Linked DNA regions of Homo sapiens: all the other regions are linked to region 2. A link is a loop called in an ENCODE intact Hi-C map of the cell type or tissue named here. Cell type or tissue: dorsolateral prefrontal cortex. All regions are shown on one strand. Each heading gives the region's core, and the rest is flanking DNA. Links, peaks and the distances in the headings are about the cores only.

The links. Peaks named below come from ENCODE experiments on the same cell type or tissue, not always from the same donor. Only the 100,000 strongest peaks of a DNase experiment are listed, where the experiment ranks them.
Region 1: it touches region 2 in a loop (2.2-fold over the local background); 76 of 110 quality-filtered maps call a loop at or near these places.
Region 3: it touches region 2 in a loop (13-fold over the local background); 15 of 110 quality-filtered maps call a loop at or near these places.

Annotation. Positions count from the first base shown.
Region 1 is chr20:49,330,786-49,337,333 of GRCh38, forward strand. LOC105372649 (a long non-coding RNA gene) reads left to right here. Exons shown (of 4, transcript XR_001754659.2): 1 at 1-670; 2 at 1,161-1,239. Among named protein-coding and RNA genes, the nearest start is that of SNORD12, 53 kb to the left of the region's middle. RefSeq lists an enhancer at 3,393-3,452. In dorsolateral prefrontal cortex, for the core only: CTCF peaks have their summits at 3,332 (motif pointing right) and 3,537; DNase peaks (open chromatin) are centred at 3,316 and 3,847.
Region 2 is chr20:49,608,150-49,614,697 of GRCh38, forward strand. No RefSeq gene overlaps it. Among named protein-coding and RNA genes, the nearest start is that of PTGIS, 43 kb to the left of the region's middle. RefSeq lists an enhancer at 2,807-3,307 and a silencer at 3,033-3,152. In dorsolateral prefrontal cortex, for the core only: CTCF peaks have their summits at 970 (motif pointing left), 3,110 (motif pointing right), 3,309 (motif pointing left), 4,178 and 1 weaker place; DNase peaks (open chromatin) are centred at 3,112 and 4,162; H3K4me3 peaks cover 911 bases; H3K27ac peaks cover 930 bases.
Region 3 is chr20:49,768,941-49,775,488 of GRCh38, forward strand. LOC105372652 (a long non-coding RNA gene) reads right to left here and starts at 6,431. Exons shown (of 3, transcript XR_936825.3): 1 at 6,288-6,431; 2 at 2,071-2,140. RefSeq lists enhancers at 1-433, 434-1,282, 2,910-3,548 and a silencer at 6,399-6,547. In dorsolateral prefrontal cortex, for the core only: no CTCF peak of the experiment used is centred there; DNase peaks (open chromatin) are centred at 3,451 and 4,719; H3K27ac peaks cover 1,375 bases.

The DNA.
Region 1 (6,548 bases), core at 791-5,790, 280 kb before region 2:
CCTTTCTTCCATCCTTCCATTGTTACATTCACTCATTCATCTATTCTCCCATCCATCCATCCATCCATCCATCCATCCATCTACTCGTTCATCTAGCCATTTCCACTCATCTCTCTGCATTCTTCTATCTTCTTCCATTCTACCTTCTTCCATTCTTCTATCTTCCCATCCATCCATCCATCCATCCATCCATCCATCCATCCAGCTATCCATCCATCTATCTACCCATCCATTTTTTATTCATTCACCTATCCATCCACTTGTCAACTCTCCATCCATCCTTTCCATTCATCCTCTCTTCCACCCATCCATCTTTCTACTCATCTCTCTGTCTCTCCTTTTCTTCCAGCCTCTCATCTTCCCATTTATCTACCTATTATACATCCATTCTTCCTTTCTTCCATCATTTCAGCTATCTATCCATTTATTCATTTAGTCATTGACTTTAAACATTTTATTTTCTTCTTTTAAAATTATTTAATTAATTTTTTGCCTTTCCTATGGTGCTGATAGTTATTGACTCTTTTTTCTTTGTTTTTTTTTTTTGTTTGTTTGTTTTTCTGTTTTTTTTTTGTTTTGTTTTTTTGAGTCTAGGTCTTGCTGTATTGCCCAAGGCTGGAGGACAGTGATGCAATCATGGCTCCCTGCAGCCTTGATCTTCTGAGCTCAGGTGATCCTCCCCTTTTAGCTTCCCAGGTAGCTGAGACTACAGGTGCACGCCATCACATCTGGCTAATTTTTGCAGGATGAGGTTTCACCATGTTGCCTAGGCTGGTCTCAAATTTTTGGGCTCTAGCAATCCTCCTCCCTCGGCCTCCCAAAATGGTGGGATTACAGGCATGAGACATTGCTCCTGGCTGACTAACTCTTTTATCTACTCTATTAAAAAAATCATTCACTTATTCATTCAGCAAATCATTCATTCAAAAAGAATTTTTGAGACCACACCAGGCCCTGAAGTCTCAGAGATAACTATGATCCTGCTTCCAGCACTATAAAGGGCACTGGTAGGGATTATCTACCCAGTTCAAAGATCCTACAGTCTCTTTAGGGCTGTCTTGTAAGTGACTTGGATACCAGAGGTACCAAGCTCGGTGTCCCTATGGTGCCATAGCCTGGGATGTGGTCCGCCCTAACTCTGTTTTCTCCTTGACCCACAGTCCCTGCTTTGATAACCACAGGCAGCTACGGGAAAGAGTGGGAAAAGTGAGATAGTCCCAAGAAACAGGCAACAGCAGGGTAAGTGAAAATCAATCAACCTAAAGTCAAACTAAAATTTGTGAACATGTTTCCTTGAACTAAGTTTCTTTTTTTTCTTTTTCTTTTTTTTTTTCTGGAGATGGAGTCTTGCTCTGTTGCCCAGGCTGGAGCTCAGTGGTGTGATCTCAGCTCACTGCAACATCCGCCACCCGGGTTCAAGCCATTCTTGTGCCTCAGCCTCCTGAGTAGCTGGGATTACAGGCACACACCACCACGCCAGGCTAATTTTTGTATTTTTAGTAGAGACGGGGTTTCATCATGTTGGCCAGACTGATCTCGAACTCCTGACCTCAGGTGATCTGCCTGCCTCAGCCTCCCAAATTGCTGGGATTACAGGCGTGAGCCACCGTGCCCGGCCCAAAATTTCATTTATCACGTCTTTCTCTTACTTTGGCAACATCCATATCTCCCCGTTTGTCACCTTGTTACACCTGCAAGCTCATTAACATGGATTTTAAAGTCCCCAATGATTGGTCTCCATTCAACTTCATTCATTCACCCATTCATTCAACTTTGATTGAGTGCCTACTATGTGACAGGTACTGTGCTAGTCCTTGGGTTATGGCAAGGAACAAAAAAGACAGAAATACTTGGTCCTCATTGAGTGGACAGTCTAGTGGGAGGAGAGAGACAAAAAACAAATAACATGTTGGAGCCTAAGTGCCATGGAGAAGATAAAGCAGGGAAGGGGGTAGGGGTGCCCTGAGAAGGTGACATTTGAACTAAGATCTGGAGGAGGAGATCTGGGGGAAGAGTGTGCCTGGAAGAGGGAAACAGCAAGTGCAAAAGTTCTGGGGCAGGGCATGCCTAGTGTGTTCAAGGATCAGCAAGAAGGCGGGTATAGTTTGAGTGCAGGGAGAGAGTAGGAAATGAGGTTGAAAAGATAACAAGGTAGGAGGTAGATCCTGTGGGGCCTGTAGGCTGTGTTGAGGAGTTGCGCACTTTCTCTCATGAGGTGGGAGTCATGGTAGGGTTTTTAGCAGAGGAGTGACATGATCTGACTTAAGTCTTCACAGGATTCCTTGGGATCCTACTTGGACAATGGATAGAGGAGAAGCAAGGGGGTAACTCGGGAGACCAATGAGGAGGCAATTGCAGTGGTCCAGGCGAGGGAAGAAGGTGGTTTGGACCAGGGTGGTTTCGTCGTACCTTGTGAAGGATGGATTGTGGGGACTGGCGACAGATCAGCGTGTTGTGGGATCGCGGAGCTGAGGTCAAATTTCCAGGACAGTGCCTGGCTCATGATAGGTACTCAGTAAATATCAGTTGAAAGAATAAGGTCTGAACTAAGTCAGTGGCAATGGAGATGGACAGGAGAACTAAAAGGGTTAGGATTCTTTTGATTGCAAGTGACAGAAACTTAGCTCAGACTGCGTCAAGTGAAAAGGTGAAGTATTGGTTTAGATAACCGGGAGGGAAGTTCTGAAATAACATTACTTCAAGCAGGGCTGGCGCCAACGGTGTGTGTAAGGCCGTCAGGGCTGGCTCTCGTCCCCTCTCTTTCTGTCACTCGCTCCATGGGTTGACTTTATTCTCAAGCAGGCTCTTTCCCTGTGGTGGTCAAGATGGGCATCTTGCAGAGATTGTGGGGATAAGCAGCCCCACATCCTCCCAGATCAGTAACCCCAAAAGTGTCCTCTTGGAAGTCTCAGCGGATCATATCTGGAGGAGACCCCGATTGGGTCTGCTTGGATCCTGGGCCCATCCCTGAACCAGTCGTCGTGGCCAGGAAGATGGGGAACTCTGGTCGGTCAACTCCAATCACATACCCGCCTTAGTGGCAGCTGTGGGAGCCACGGCCAGGCCGGCTGAGTGATGGCCCCTCCAAGACCATAGGGCGAGGGCAAGAAGTTTCCAAACAAACTGCCAAAAGGGGAAGAGAAATTGTATGGGGAAGACGCAATTTCTAGTTATCACAGACTTCTGGTAGGGGACAGATTCCCGAGGGGATATGGGGGCAGATCAGAGAGGGAAGGACTGGGGATGGGCTTTCGGCTGCACCTGGAAGAAAACCGTGGGCTCCTCTGGCCACCAGGGGGCAGCAGATTCACACAGAGTCATTCACGAGTCCTTGACACGCCGCGTCTCCTCCAGCAGGGGGTGCTATTTACTGCTCCTTGTAGAAAAAGTTGGGTGGAAGTAAAATTTGGCAAATTCTGGGTCTTATTTCAGATACCCTTGAATGGGGGGGCTTTCCTTTTAAAGAATTCTCATTGCAAATCTTTTTTTCTTCTGTTTTTTGAGACCGAGTCTCACTCTGTTGACCAGGCTGGAGTGCAGTGGCGCCATCTCAGCTCACTGCAACCTCTGCCTCCGGGGTTCAAGCCGTTCTCCTGTCTCAGCCTACCAAGTAGCTGGGACTACAGGCGCGAGCCACCACGCCTGGCTAATTTTTGTATTTTTAGTAGAGACAGGGTTTCATCAAGTTGGCCACTGCAGTGAGCCACCGCGCCTGGCCTTTTTTTTTTTTTTTTCCCTCTTTTTTTTTGAGGCAAATCTTTTTCTTTTCTCTTCTTTTTCTTTCTTTCTTTTTTTTTTTTTTTGTGGCAAATCTTTTTAATAAAATAGGATCTTTTGAAAGAACGTGCCGGGCGCGGTGGCTCACGCCTGTAATTCCAGCACTTTGGGAGGCTGAGGTGGGTGGATCACCTGAGGTCAGGAGTTCAAGACCAGCCTGACTAACATGGAGAAACCCCGTCTCTACTAAAAATACAAAATTAGCCAGGCGTGGTGGCACATGCCTGTAAATCCAGCTACTCGGGAAGCTGAGGCAGGAGAATCACTTGAGTCAGGGAGGTGGAGTTTGTTGCGGTGAACCGAGATTGTGCCATTGCACTCCAGCCCGGGCAACACCAGCAAAACTCCGTCTCAAACAAACAAACAAACAAACAAAGAAAAGAAAAAACACAGTGGAGAGCTTAAGAGTATCTATTTAGGCTTATTTTCAGCAGAGATGGTTCCATTTTACATCCCACTGCTTATTAGGTATGTGGCCTTGGGCGAGTTTTCTCTCTGATCCTCCGTTTCCTAATCTGTAAACTAGGGGAAACACCTACCTTGCAGGGGTTCCATATTCCATCGGCCCCAATGACTTATTTAACATTTTAAAAACTGAGCTGGATATAATTCTAGGAGTTGGACCCAACAGTAAACAAAACAAATGAACATTCCTGGCATTATGGAGCCAGCCTTCTAATGGGGAAAACAGATGAGAAATAAAACACTCAGTCTTTTGGATAAAGTGCTTAGAATAGGGTCTGCCTGGTACATGGTAAACCCTGAATAATGTTAACTTGAAAAGCAGAAGTTGAATCTTGTTGTATGCAACCTGTTGAGGCCAATTGGGTTGCACAAAAGATTCCTGTATCAGGGAGAAATTGTACCAACCTGGGCCTAAGATAGGGCTGGATGTACAGTAGGTGCTTCATAAATGCTCATGGGTACTTGAGGTGGTATCTCCCTGTGTGGCTGCAGGTACTGTGTCCAGTTCCAGTTGGGGTCCATTCCAGGGAGCTGCGGGCAGGCGAGGGCACCCCATGCCCAGTGGACAAGGTATCTGAGTCAGGGCCACACGGTCTGTGTGAGGAGTGAATGGCCTGCCCAGGACACCAGGAGCCGGCGCTGCTACGGGGACGGTGGTGGGGCCAAAGGGTGAGCGACAGGACTCGGGCATGGGCAGGTGTGGCTGTAGAGCCCAGGGCATCTCTGCTGCCTGAGATAGCACCCTGGGAGAGAGATGCTGCTCCCTGGCCAGGGCGGGGGCCAGCAGGGTCCCAATCCCAGGGTCCAAAGAGACCAGCCAGTTAGGAGCCGGACTCCTGCCACTTCCGGTGGTGTAAACTTGGGCAAATCTCATCACCTCTCGGATCACTAAGTGCCTCATCTGAAGATACAGATAATGAGAGGACTTCCCCATCGGTCAGGGGTGAGGGCTAAGTGAGATTGTGCAAGGTGAGGACCTAGGACAGTTTCTGACATCCAGAAAGTATCCAAGAAAAGGGAGCTTGCATGGTCATTGAACCCTCACGAGTCCCTTAAAGGCCAGATTTGGTTACTCTCATTTTATAGATGGGCAAACCAACTCAGAGAGGCAGTGTGACTTAGTCAAGGTCACACAGCAGGGTTTGACCCAGATTTGGCTTACATTATCCCTCTAGACTGCCTCCCGTGGGGTGAGGGTATCTTGGAAAGCACTTCACACATACTAATTATAATACTGGCTTACATCGATTGAGCGCTTCCTATGAGTTGAGGATTATTCCAAGCTCTTTATATTCCTTCATTCATTCAGTGTTGAGCATGTGCTAGGTACTGTTCTGGGCACTAGGGATTCTGCAGTGAAGAAAACAGCTGAGGTCCCTTCCCTTATGCAGACAGTAAGGTCCCTTCCCTTATGCTGGGAGGAGGCAGACATCGGGCAAATAAATCTATAATTTGTCAGATGGGAGATGAATGTTAGGAGAGAAAGCAGAGTAAGGATGATGTCCTGGGGGTTGTTAATTTTTTTTTTCTTTTCTGGGTCTTGCCCTGTTGCCCAGGCTGAAGTGCAGTGGTGTAATCCCAGCTCACTGCAGCCTCAACCTCCTGGGCTCAGGTGATCCTCTCACCTCAGCCTCCCGAGTAGCTGGGACTACAGGATGCACCACCATGCTTGGCTAACTTTTGTATTTTTTGTAGAGACGGGGTTTCACCATGTTACCTAGGCTGGTCTTGAACACCTTGGCTCAAGCGATCTGCCCGCCTCAGCCTCCCAAAGTGCTGGGATTATGGGTGTGAGCCACCGTGCCCAGCCATTATTTTTAAAAGCCTGATCAAGGAGGGTAACAGAAAGGAGGTGATATTTGGACGGACACCCAAAGGAAATGAGGGAGGAGCCATGTGGATCTCTGGAGGAATAGCTTTCCAGGCAGAGGGACGGCGAGTGCAAAGGCCCTGAGGTAGAGCGTGCCTGCTGCACTGAGGAGCAAGAGAGGCCATTGGGCAGGAGCAGAGTGAGTGAGGGAGAGCGTAGAAGGAGGTGAAGTCACACTAACACACCGTATGCCAATGAAACATTGCAAGAATCTAACATGGATACTTTTAGGATCTCTGCTTTCCAGATGAGTTGACTGAGATACAAAGAGGTGCCCAAGGTCACATACCTAGCAAATGGCAGAAATGAGATTTGACCCTGAACTGCTCAGACCCCCAAGCCAAGCTCTAAACTCTAGTCTAGACTGTTTCTTACTGAACATGCTTTTCCGGTGCAGGGATTATCACACTGTTGGAATATGAGCTCTCTCTGGGGT
Region 2 (6,548 bases), core at 954-5,953:
CCTCAGCTTGCCCATCTGGAAGAGGGGAACATTGATAGCCCTTTGAAATTCCCGCAGGAGGTAGAAGACTGTTTTCTGGGACTTCACAGTGTCCTACGTGCCCTGCATCTGACCCCATGGTCTGCGTTCACCTCTAAGTCTCAGTGAATCAAGCTCCGCCATATGTCTGCCTCATCCTGCCTCCCTCCTCCCTTTCACTCCAATTTAGCCAGACTCAGCCATTGGGGTTCCCTGAACAGCCCCTGGGCCTTTGTACACTTTGTTCCTCCAGCCCGAAATGTCCTCTTGCTTCCATCTGGTAACCATGATTCCTCCCTGAAAAATCAGGTGGGCTTCCCCCTCTGCCCCAGGAGCATCCCCTGAGGCTGAGCCAAGCTCTGCCTTTCTGGGCTCCCCCAGCTCCCCGCTTCTCTGACATGGAAAGGTCATGGATGTAATAACTTAGACAAACTCTTGTGCTCTGCCACTGTCCACCTTCTTGGTCACAAATGTCTGCTTCCCTTCTTTCATGCAGGTACATGCACCCCTCTGCAAACGAGTCCACACACATGTTTTTACACAATCATGGCATGTGATCCGAAGGCATGAGATCTGCCTTCGTACATGCAACATGCAATGGTGGAACGGCATTACCTCTGGCTAGTGACCTCTCCTGGACTCAGCTATCACCTCTGCAGAAAGGGGGCAGTAACAGGACCTGCCGCACATCTGCTGTCATGAAGACCACATGAGCTAATATATGTGGGAAGCCCTTAGCACAGCGCCTGGGAGAGCATAAGCGCTCGATGCAAGGCAGAAGAAAGGCGTGTCCTGGTGTGACAGGGCCCTTCCGACCAGGGCTGGTACTAAGGTGAGAAAAGCGAGGTGCCTACCGTGCAAAATGTAAGGCAGCGTTCACTCTCAGAGCAGTGCACCTGCCGCTGGGTCCTCGGAGCCACAGAGCAGTCCCGCTCGCCCCCTGCTGGTCACTCTGCAGAATGACGTCCCTTCCCTCTGCTCTCAGGGGTCCCTGAGCCTCGGTTTCTTCACCTGTAAGGTGGGGTAGGAGAATCTGCCTCTCAGTTTGCAGGGCAAACAGGAGGCACTCCTCCAACATCAGTGTCCTCCTCTCAATGCCAGCACTTAATGAGCACCTACTATGTGCAAAGAAAGATGACTGAGACATGATCCCTACCCTTCAGGGGTTTAGCGAGTGGAGAGGGGAGGAGGTAGGCTGGGAACAGTGACTAAAGTAAGACACTTGTCCCTATGCAGCACCTACTGCTTACCCCAGAGCAGTCAGAACCACTGCCCTGGCATCTGTCCATCTGCATATGTTTACTAAGCACCTACTGTGTGCCTGAGCCCAGGCTCAGCTGTGGATTTACATGGATTAAGGGGTTTAATGCTGTCAGAACACAAGGTGGGTGTTCTTTTTATTCCTGTTGGGAAGCTGAGGGCCAGAGAGGTCATCTAGCCCATCCAAGCTTGCACAGCTTGTAGGTGGTGGAGGTGGAACCAGAACCCCCAAAGTTCTAATGTGAGGCTGGGATTTGTGCTCTTAAACCGCTATGCTGCTATTGGCAGATCCATCCATCCACCCATCCATCCACCTACCCATCCATCTATCCAACCATCCATCCATCTATCCATCCATCCCCATCCGTCCATCCACCCACCCATCCATTCATTCAACAAATATTCGTTGAGCACCTACTGAGTGCCAGACACAGTGCTGAGTGCTGGAGAGATGCCAGTGACCAGAAAGACACAGCCCATCCCTGCCCCCAGCAGCTGTTCACAAAGAGAGGATGGGCAATAAGCAAGACAAATAAGTAAAATATATGGCACTTGGTGATTCTTGCTGTATATAAAAATAGAGTAAAAGCTGTGCACGGTGGCTCACACCTGTAATCCCAGCACTTTGGGAGGCTGAGGCGGGAGGATCACCTGATCCCAGGAGTTTGGAACCAGCCTGGGCAACATAGCATAGTACAGACCCTGTCTCTACTAAAAACACAAAAAATTAGCTGGGCATGGTGGCTCATGCCTGTAGTCCCACCTACTTGGGAGACTGAGGTGGGAGGATTGCCTGAGCCTAGTCGAGATCGAGGCTGCAGTGAGCCGTGATTGTGTCACTGAACTCCAGTCCAGGTGACACAGCGAGACCCTTTCTCAAAAAGGCTGGGCGCGGTGGCTCACGCCTGTAATCCCAGCACTTTGGGAGGCCGAGGCTGGTGAATCACTTGAGGTCAGGAGTTTGAGACCAGCCTGGCCAGCATGGTGAAACCCTGCCTTTACTAAAAATACAAAAATTAGCTGGGCGTGGTGGCGTGCCTCTCAGGTACTCGGGAGGTTGAGGCACGAGAATCGCTTGAACCTGGGAGGTGGAGGTTGCAGTGAGCCGAGATCGCACCACTGCACTCCAGCCTGGGTGACAGAGCGAGACCCTGTCTTAAAAAAAAAAAAAAAAAAAAAAAAAAGGCAGCACAGAAGACTGAGAGGGTGGGGCTGGAGTGTGTTTCAATTTTAAATTAGGCCTTGAGGGCCATTGAGGGACCTTGGCTCTCATTGTGAGTGAGCTGGGAGTCATGGAGGGTTCTGAGCAGGGGAGGAGCCTGGCCTGACTTAGGCCCTTGCAGAATCACTCCACCAGGAGGCCAGAGTGTTAGGACCCAGGGTGGAGGCTGCGAGCTCGGGGAGGAGGTGACCGCACACAGGATGGCGGCTGGGCTTGGCGGGGCAGTGGAGTGGGGAGACAGAGTCTGGATGTATCCTGAAGGTGGAACAGACAGGATTAGCTGGTGGATGGGACATGTCGGTGGCAGACAGAGAGGAGTCGGGGATGAATGACTCCCTGAGCCTCTGGGGAGGGTGGAGCTGGCTGCCCTTAAGGCTAAGAAGGCTGTGGGCAGAGCAGGTTTCTGCGGGAGATGAGGAGTGGGTTGCGGATGCATTCACCCTGAGTTGCCTGGCAGTGTGGACGTGGAGTTTGGGTTTACCCTCGTGTTGACAGGTACACGCTCGCGGTGCGGTTATCACGCTGCTGCTGGTGTCACCACGCGGGCGCTGCAGGGACGGACCTTTCCCATCGCCAGGCTCTTCGGGGACTGCTGCAATGCCCCGTGCAGCCGCCAGGGAGCGCCCGAGCCGCACCCAGGACGCGCGGGGACCGGGTCATCCCGCGGGCTACCTGTGCGGGGCAGGACGCTTAGCCGCACCCTTGGCCTCCGACTACTCGGAGTCTGTTGCATTCCTCCTTCCCCCCGCGCGCCGTGTGACAGCCAAAACTGTCCCCAGACATTGCCAGGCGCCCCCTGGAGGGGAAAGTCGCCCCCACGGCAGTCAGAGCCATGGCCTGCGCAGCCACATTCATTTACTGAGCGCCTACTGTGTGCCTGCGTCTGGGCTCCGCAGGGGCTCACGGGGGTTTCTCCTTTTCATCCAGGTTTCTGTTCAGATGTCACCACCTCAGAAAGACCCTGTCCTAGACACGCTCCATTCAATGACCCGAAAGGATCTTGTTGAAATGTTAACTTATTACATTTTTGGGTTTTTGTTGTTGTTGTTTTTGGTTTTGCTTTGAGACAAGGTCTTGCTCTGTCACCCAAGCTGGAGTGCAGTGGCACAATCTAGGCTCACTGCAGCCTCAACCTCCTGGGTTCAAGTGATCCTTCCACCTCAGCCTCCAAGTAGCTGGGACCACAGGTGTGCACCACCACACCCGGCTATTTTTTTTTTTTTTTTTTTTTTTAGTAGAGACAGGGTCTCACTATGTTGCCCAGGCTAGTCTCAAACTTCTGGGTTCAAGTGATCCTCCTGCCTCTGCCTCCCAAAGTGCTGGGATTATGCCACTCTGCCTAGCCTTCTTTATTGTCTGTCTCCCCTACCCAGCAGACAAACCCCTGCCCTCTTAGAGTGCAACTTCCAGTGAGCCAGATGGTCACCTCTTTGAAGTGGTGGCATTTGAGTTGTGCCTTGAAGGATAGAAGCTGCCGATCATGGCAGAATTTGAAGAAAGGTCTTTCCTGGCAGAGGGAAAAGTCAGGGCGAAGGCCTAGGGGCTGCTCAAGTCCCTGCCTTAAGGCATTTAGAGCGTCCTGCCCAGTGGGTGATGGGTCCCCAGGCCACACACAGCTGCTGGCCGAGCGCCCCAAGTCATCAGGAAGCCATGTGGTGTGGACAAGGGCCAGGCAGCCTGGACACACAAAGGCCCATTGACAGCTGCATGGGAAAAGTCCAGGGCACCCAAGCCGGAAGCCCAAGGCTGGTCCCTCTTGTCAACTCCCAAGGAGCTTTGGGTGGGGACAATAGAAAAGCCAGACCTTCTCAGGAGACTCAAGTTTCCCTGGGGTGGGGCAAAAATGCAGGTGGCCTGGTCACTGGGACATGCAGGGCAGCTGTGTGAGGCTTTTGCAGTCCCCCAGCCCTGGTTCTAAGTCTAGCCCTGCCCCCTGCTAGCAGAGTGACCTTGGTCATGTCATGCTCCCTCTCAGACCCTAAGTTCCCTCATCTCTAACACAGGGTGAAAGCTGGGTGCAGTGGCTCACACCTGTAATCCCAGCATTTTGGGAGGCCAAAGTGGGTAGATCGCTTGAGTCCAGGAGTTTGAGACCAGCTGAGCAACATGGTGAAACCTCGTCTCTACAAAAAATACAAAAATTAGCTGGGCATGGTGGCACACGCCTGTAGTCCCAGCTACTCGGGAGGCTGAGGTGGGACAATCACTTGAGCTAGCAAGGTTGAGGCTGCAGTGAGCGAAGATCACGCAACTGCACTCCAGCCTGGGCAACAGAGCAACACTCAGTCTAAATAAATAAATAAATAAATACAATGGGGTGAAAAATAGAAGCAACCTTCCAGCAATGGTGTGAGACTGCCTGGGTAGAGTAGTGGGAACCAGGCCTGATTCAGCAGGTGTTTAAGAGCAGGTGGTCAGTTCCAGCAGTCAGCTATAGTGGCTGGCTGGAGTGGCCATCTGTGGCGGTCAGTAGTGGTGGTCGGTCATAGTAGTCAACTTTCATGGTCGGCTATCACGACACTAAGCATGAGGACCGTCAGGTGAGCATGGCTGGGGTGTTTGGTCAGACAGACCTGGGTTCCACAGGTCTCCTGCTTTCCAGTGTGGGGCAGATATGATCTCCTTTTTCCAAGCCTCTGTTCCTCCATCTGTAAGATGGGGATAATGAGAGCCCTACACAGGGCAATGACTGTGAAGCGCCCAGCACTGGGATTATAGAATGTTCCAGGGCTTTGGAGGGCAGCCTCAGAAGAGCAGGCCAAGGAAAGCGCAGGCCTCCCGACTGAAGGAGGTCTGCAGAGCCAGCAGGTAAAGAGTGGCTATAAACGAACAGGAGCTGGGCCTCCCTCCGCGGGCAGTGGGGACGCATGAGGGCATGTTCCCAGCCTGATAGCAGGAAGCATTTCTGGAAAAGCCCAGCTGAATAGTGAAGATAGCAGAGCAGGAATGTGAAGAACGCAGACCTGGGATCAGCTTGCTGGGCTCAAGTCCCCTGTACTAGCTGTGTGTCCTTGGGCAAGTTACTTGACCTCTCTGTGCCTTGGTTTCCTCATCTGTGAAACAGGGATAAGATCAACCTAACTAGGCTATGGGGTTGATGTGAGGTCCTGATGAGAGAATATTTCTACAAAGAATGACAGATAGGCTGAGGGCCTTAAACGATGACGCAGGCCAGGCATGGTGGTGTGTGCCTATAGTCCCAGCTACTAAGGAGGCTGAGGTAGGAGGATCGCTTGAGCCTGTGAGGTTGAGGCTACAGTGAGCCGAGATTGCACCACTGCACTCCAGCCTGGGTGACAGAGCCAGACCCTGTCTCAAAATAAATAAATGATGTTGGACTGAGAAAGCATCAACACTCACCCAGGCTCTGGGGGGAAGGTGGATGTGAGCAAGGCCAGGAAGAGCCAGGAGGAATAGGAGGCAACCCCTGTATGTTTGTGTGAGCGCAGCCAGGTGCCAGGGTCGGGGGCGGCAGGAGCAGAAACCCTGAGAATGTAAAACAATTCAGCAGCGGCCGGGCACGGTGGCTCACGCCTGTAATCCCAGCACTTTGGGAGGCCGAGACGGGCAGATCACGAGATCAGAAGATCGAGACCATCCTGGCTAACACGGTGAAACCCCGTGTCTACTAAAAATACAATAAAAATTAGCCAGGCGTGGTGGCGGGCGCCTGTAGTCCCAGCTACTCGGGAGGCTGAGGCAGGAGAATGGTGTGAACCTGGGAGGCAGAGCTTGCAGTGAGCCGAGATTGCGCCACTGTACTCCAGCCTGGGTGACTGAGCGAGATTCCATCTCAAAACAAACAAACAAACAAACAAACAAACAAACAAAAAATTCGGCAGCAGTGGCAATGGCCTCAGGGACTCTGAGAGCTACTAACACAGCCACCTGGACCCACATAGGAAAAGCAAGCATTCTGAGATCGGAAGTATGAACTTTGGCCTGGGACAATAGGGAGCCACTGAAGGTTTGGTAGTCAAGGGTCAGCCCCTCTTACCCTGAGAGTTGATATAACTAGGATACTCCACAGCTTCATCCCCAGCACCTA
Region 3 (6,548 bases), core at 677-5,676, 160 kb after region 2:
TGGTGGTGTCATTGGTCAGACCTGAGTCTGACCCATCCTAGAATGGGGTTCAGGCCCACTTTAACCATATAGACTGAGACTGGGGAATGGGAAAGGTTTCATGCCTTTGTTTGGGCTCCCTCAGAAGCAGACTCTGAGATGAGGATTTGAGGTGCAAGTGGATTATTTGGGAGATGATCCCAGAAAGCACCATTAGGGGATTGAGGGAATGAGACAGAGAAGAGAAGCCTGCGGAAACAGGAAGTATTATCCAGCAAGTTACTACTGTGGACAACTGGAGCACAATCCCATCAGGGAACTCTGGCAGCCAGTGTAGAGCATTGTTTTAGTCTATTTTGTGCTGTTATGATAGAATACCACAGACTGGGCAATTTAAAACAATAGAAGTTTATTTGGCCCATGGTTATGGAGGCTGGGGAGTCCAAGGGCATAGTGCTGTCATCTGGCAAGGGCCTTCATGCTGCATCATTCATGGTGGAAGGTGAAAACGTAAGAGAAGGTGAGGGTGAACAAGAGATTGAACTCGCAGCCGCAAGCCCTTTCACAACTGGCATTAATCCATTCTCATGAGGGCTCCATTAGGCTCCACTCCCCAGCACATTTGAATTGCGGATTAAGTTTCCAATACATGCTTTTGGGGGGACACATTCAAACCATAGCAAACATAGACCTCAATGTTATCCCATCTTAGTGCTGAGGGAGCTGGGGTATTCATCTACCAACTTCTGTCAGTCATTGTCTGACAGTTGCTAGCAGGAGAGTTTTTGCCCAGAACTTCCAGCATGGAAGAGCATGGTCCCTGCTGGTCTGAGAAAGTCCTCAGACAAAGAGACGAAGCTTGGGCCAGCGTGCATTGAAGGTTAGGACAATGGCCAGGGCACCTATAGCCTTTGCTTCATTGTCTGAAGGAAAATTGGGGTGCTATGATCAGAAGAAGGCACTGATGTTGCACAGGTCAAACAAACATGTTCATTCAAGGAGTGAATCGGTTGGCCCATTCATCGTCTGAGTCCATTAACCAAGCAATGGCAAGGAAGGGTATACTCTGTTGCTCTAAGGAACTGGCATGGAAGCTGCACTTGGCACTTTTGTTCACATCTCATAGGCCAGGATGTGATCAGATGGCCATATCTACATGTGGGGAAATGTAGCTTTTGACTGTCCAGCCAAATCTCAGGGATTATGGCTAGGTGTGGTGGCTCACTCTTGTAATCCCAGCACTTTGAGAGGCTGAGGTGGAAGGATTACTTGAGCCTAGAGGTTTGAGACCAGCCTGGGCAGCAAAGTGAGACTCTTGCCTTTACAAAAAAAAAAAAAAAAAGTTTAAAGTAGCTGGGCATGTTGGCACATGCCTGTAGTCCCAGCTACTTGAGAGGCTGAGGCAAGGAAATGCTTGGGCTCAAGAGTTCAAGGCTGCAGTGAACTATAATAGTGCCACTGCACTCTGGCCTGGGTGACGGAGTGAGACCCTGTCTCGAAAAAAAAAAAAAAATTACAGAGATTCTGCTACTTAAAGAAGGGGAAGGAAGGGCCAAATGTTTTTTCCTGGCAAGACTTTGTGTCTATATTTCAGAAGGAATGCCTTCCCAGTGGACTTCAGCCTACATCTCATTTTCCTGAACCATGTCTCACTGCCTCCACTGGAGAACCAAGTATTTAGCTTCCTGGTCTCTCTAATAGAAGAAGGCAAGGGGAAGGGGATTGGGAGTGGGCAGTTTGGGCAGGAAGATCAACCATCCTGATTTGCCTGGGACTAAAGATATTCTGGAGACATGGGATTTTCAGTGGTAAAACCAACCTCCAGGATCTGCAGCCACACCCTATGTAGCTTGAGACCTTAACTCCAGTTGGAGAAATGTTATCTTCTCTGTCACCTCCTCCTCCTAACAACCTTCTCTCTCTGTTCATCACTTCCTCTTCAACTAAAAGGTGGCCAGGTCCTCTGCTATGCCCTACATCCACTTACACTCTGTCCTCATGGTTGGACCTCCTTGGACCCCAACTCTGCCCTGACTTCTGGGAACTTCAGTGGTGCCAGAGCCTCTGTCCAGCTCTCAGCATCTCCCTTACCTCCACCATCTTGTTTCCGGCCATCTTGCGTCCTTGGAGTCCAGAGTTTGCAAAGGTGGAAATGGAGAAGCTGGAGAGAGAAAGCGCTTGCTGGTCTCACTGAAACAGTCAGGACTCAAACTCTCAGCCCAAGGCTCTTCGCTCTGCACCCCTCAAAACCTTTGGTGCCTGTTATTCAACTAGCTTGACATTTCTCCAGCTCTGAGGTGATACCTCTCTCCAAGATGCCTGCAGTCAGAGGGCAGGGGGCGTGGCACAGAGTGGGGCCTCAAGAAACACTGCAAAATACCTCTAGGGCCCCTTTCTGGCTCTCAAATGATCTCGGTACGACTTGACCTGACCAAACAGAAAGAATTCAGGCTCCCTCCTCAAACCTGTTCCCCTACCACCTCCTAAGCGGTAGGGGTGGTTTGGACCCCAATAATGACATTTTTATATAACTTGGAGTTTATTATTTTTTCTTTTTCTTTTCTTTTTTTTTTTTTTTTTTTAAGACAAGAGTCTCGCTCTGTCACCCAGGCTGGAGTGCAGTGGTGCTATCTCGGCTCAATGAAACCTCCACCTCCCAGGTTCAAGCAATTCTTGTGCCTCAGCTTCCTGAGTAGCTGGGACTACAGGCATGCGCCACCGGGCCCGGCTAATTTTTGTATTTTTAGTAGAGACAGGATTTTGCCATATAATTTGGAGTTTCACAACACCAGCACTATTTAGATTTTGGGCCAAATAATCCTTGAGTGGGGGTGGGGGTGGGGGCTGTCCTGTTCACTGTAGGAGGTTTAGGGGCAGGCCTGACCTCCACCCACCAGATGCCCAGAGAACCCTCCTCCCCAGTTATGTCAGTGCCTCCAGACATTGCTAAATGTCCCCTGGGAGACAAAAATCACTCCTGAACCACTGATCTAGACGGTCAATATTTTCTTAATATAAAAAGTGGGGCTGGGCGAGGTGGCTCATGCCTGTAATCCCAGCACTTTGGGAGGCCGAGGCAGGTGGATCACGAGGTCAGGAGATCGAGACTATCATGGCTAACACAGTGAAACCCCGTCTCTACTAAAAATACAAAAAATTAGCCAGGCATGGTGGCGGGCGCCTGTACTTCCAGCTACTTGGGAGGCTGAGGCAGGAAAATGGCGTGAACCAGGGAGGCGGAGGTTGCAGTGAGCAGAGATTGTGCCACTGCACTCCAGCCTGGGCGACAGAGGGAGACTCCGTCTCAACAACAACAAAAGGGCGGGGGGAGCAACAAGCAACTTCAGAAAACGAAGTCCCTTTCAATGAGTACCCACCTTCTGTGGAAAAACCTCAAGCTCACTACTCAAATGCAGCTTGGAACAAAGGCTCTGGCAACCCTGCCATCCAGCTGGCTTCTCTCAGTGAGTCACACTCAGAGATTTCTGGCGTCACTGCCACTCTCCCCACCCCCTCTCATGCAGAACAATGGGTCTCACTCTGGCTCTGACCTTCTTCACACCCAGCACTTTACTCCATTTTCCTGGACTGGGAAAGCCCTTTATGTTGTGGGCAACTTTGTTTGTGCTAAGTCAACAGAAAATGCTTCTTGGCCTCTACCCTCCTGAGAGCACATGGTGCATTAATAAGTTTAACCCAGAGTTTCCCAACCTTGGCGCTACTGACATTTTGGGCTGGCTCATTCTTTGCTTCGGGGGCTGTCCTGTGTGTTGTCTGATGGTTAGCAACATCCCTGGCCTCCATTCACAGATGCCAGGGGCAACACCACACCTGGTTGTAACCAAAACTTTCTCCAGACATTGTCAAATATCCTCTGGGGAAAAAAAAATCACCCTCGGTTGAGAACCGTCGTCAACTCCTACTAGGAACCACTGAGGTTAGTAATATTTTTATTATTATTATTATTATTTATTTTTTTATTTTTTGAGACAGTCTTGCTCTGGTACCCAGGCTGGAGTGCAGTGGCACTATCTTGGCTCACTGCAACTTCTGCCTGCCGGATTCAAGCGATTCTCCTGCCTCATCCTCCCGAGTAGCTGGAATTACAGATGTCTGCCACCACGCCCGGCTAATTATTTTGTATTTTTAGTAGAGACAGGGTTTCACCATGTTGCCCAGGCTGGTCTCGAAATTCTGACCTCAAGTGATCCACCTGCCTCGGCCTTCCAAAGTGTTAGGATTACAGGTGTGAGCCACTGTGTCCAGCCATATTATTATTATTTTAGAGATGAGGAAATCAGGATTATGGAAGTGTGATGACTTGTTCAGGTATAAGGGGCAAAGTCAGGAATTGGAATTTCTCCCAAGCCAGTGATTTTCTTTTCCTTTTTTTTTTTTTTTTTTTTTTTTGAGATGGAGTTTCACTCTTGTTGCCTAGGCTGGAGTGCAGTGGCATGATCTTGGCTCACTGCAACCTCGGCCTCCCGGGTTCAAGCAATTCTCCTGCCTCAGCCTCCCGAGTAGCTGGTATTATAGGTGCCTGCCACCACACCCAGCTAATTTTTTGTATTTTTAGTAGAGACGGGGTATCACTGTGTTGACCAGGCTGATCTGGAACTCCTGACCTCAGGTGATGCACCTGCCTCGGCCTCTCAAAGTGCTGAGATTACAGACATGAGCCACCGCGCCCGGCCTAAGACAGTGATTTTCAAATTCGCTAACTGATAAACGTCACTGGGGCCCTTGCTAACAGAGGCCTGGCCCCATGCCAGACCCACTGCATCAGAACCTTTAGGAAAGGGGCCAGGAGTTCTATATTCTCTACAAGATTCCTTTCCTGACAACCTGCAAACATCAATATTTAACAGCCAATATTCTCTGTTTTTATAGCTTTTCTCACATGAGCCCCCACTGTTTATTTTTTACCTTTTGTTGTTGTTGTCGTTATAAATGAGACAGAGTCTCATTATGTTGCCCAGGTTGGTCTCCAACTCCTGGGCTCAAGTGATCCTCTCACCTTGGCCTCCCAAAGTACTGGGATTATAGGTGTGAGCCACTATGCCTGGTCTTTTAAATTTTTTTCGAGTTGGGGTGCACTGGCTATTCGTAGGAGTGATCATGGCACACTATAGCCTTGAACCCCTGGCCTCAGCCCCAGAAGCTGGGACTACAGACACACGCTCAGGGTGTCCAGCTTGCCATTCCCACTTCAGAGAAGAAACTGAAGCACACAGAGATTGTGACTTGCCCAAAGCCATTCAGAAAGTGAGAATAGGCCGGGTGCAGTGGCTCAAGACTGTAATCCCAGCAGTTTGGGAGGCCGAGGTCGGAGGATCACTTGAGCCCAGGAGTTGGAGACCAGCCTGGGCAACATGGCAAAACTCCATCTCTACAAAAAATACAAAAATTAGTCGGGTATGGTGGCACTCACCTGTAGTCCCAGCTACGTGGGAGGCTGAGGTGGGAGGATTGCTTGAGCATGGGAGGTCATGGCTGCAGTGAGCAATTATTGCACCAGTGCATTCCAACCTAGGTGACAGAGGGAGACCATCTCAAAAAAAAGAAAAAAAAAAATGAGGCTGGGCACGGTGGCTTAGGCCTGTAATCCTAGCACTTTAGGAAGCTGAGGCAGGCGATTGCCCGAGGTCAGGAGTTTGAGACCAGCCTGGCAAACATGGTAAAACCCCGTCTCTACTAAAAATACAAAAATTAGCTGGGCGCGGTGGCACATGCCTGTTAATCCCAGCTACTCGGGGGGCTGAGGCAGGAGAATCACTTGAACCTGGGAGGCAGAAGTTACAATGAGCCGACATTGGACCACTGCACTCCAGCTTGGGTGACAGGGCGAGACTCTGTCTCCAAAATAAAAAAGTGAGAAGAAAAATAAATAAAATTTAAAATAACAAAAAGTAAGAAACAGAAACATACACACACACAAAAGCAAACAAAAGAAAACAAGAAAAGGAAAAAATGAAACAAACTAGAAAAAACAAAATGAGAAGAATGTAGACTGTCATCATGTGCCTTGGCCATCCCTCCAGGAAGATGTCTTGGAGCTGGGATTCGTGGATAAACAAGATAAACAAGATGTATACATTTTCCTGTGTGCTTGCAGCTACACACACACACACACACACACTTGTGCATGCATTTGGACACACAAACACTGGGGCCAGAGAGAGGCCCAGCCTCCCCTTAGACACATTGTTGTCCAATGTCCCCCACCCCCAGTTGGGGTTCTGTAAGTAAAAAAGAAGGAACAGGATGAGTATTCAACAGGCAACCTTTAGGTTTTCCATGGACCTCACCTCATTTGATAGACAGAAAAGTTTCTACAGCAAGTTCATTGGCAGGACTAGGCCTTGAGCCCACTCCCTGGGACAGCGGACTCCACACCACCTGTTACAACTGGAGATTGAGTGTCTGCCGGAAGCTGTTTCCTGGGGAACTGCAGCCAGCTGCTGGCCACACAGGAGCTCTTTATCCCCCACCAACTCACCTCCCTGGGATCTACCCAGGACCTGCCTTCTTGAGTAACAGGATGTGACCCTATGTCACCAGGGCACTTG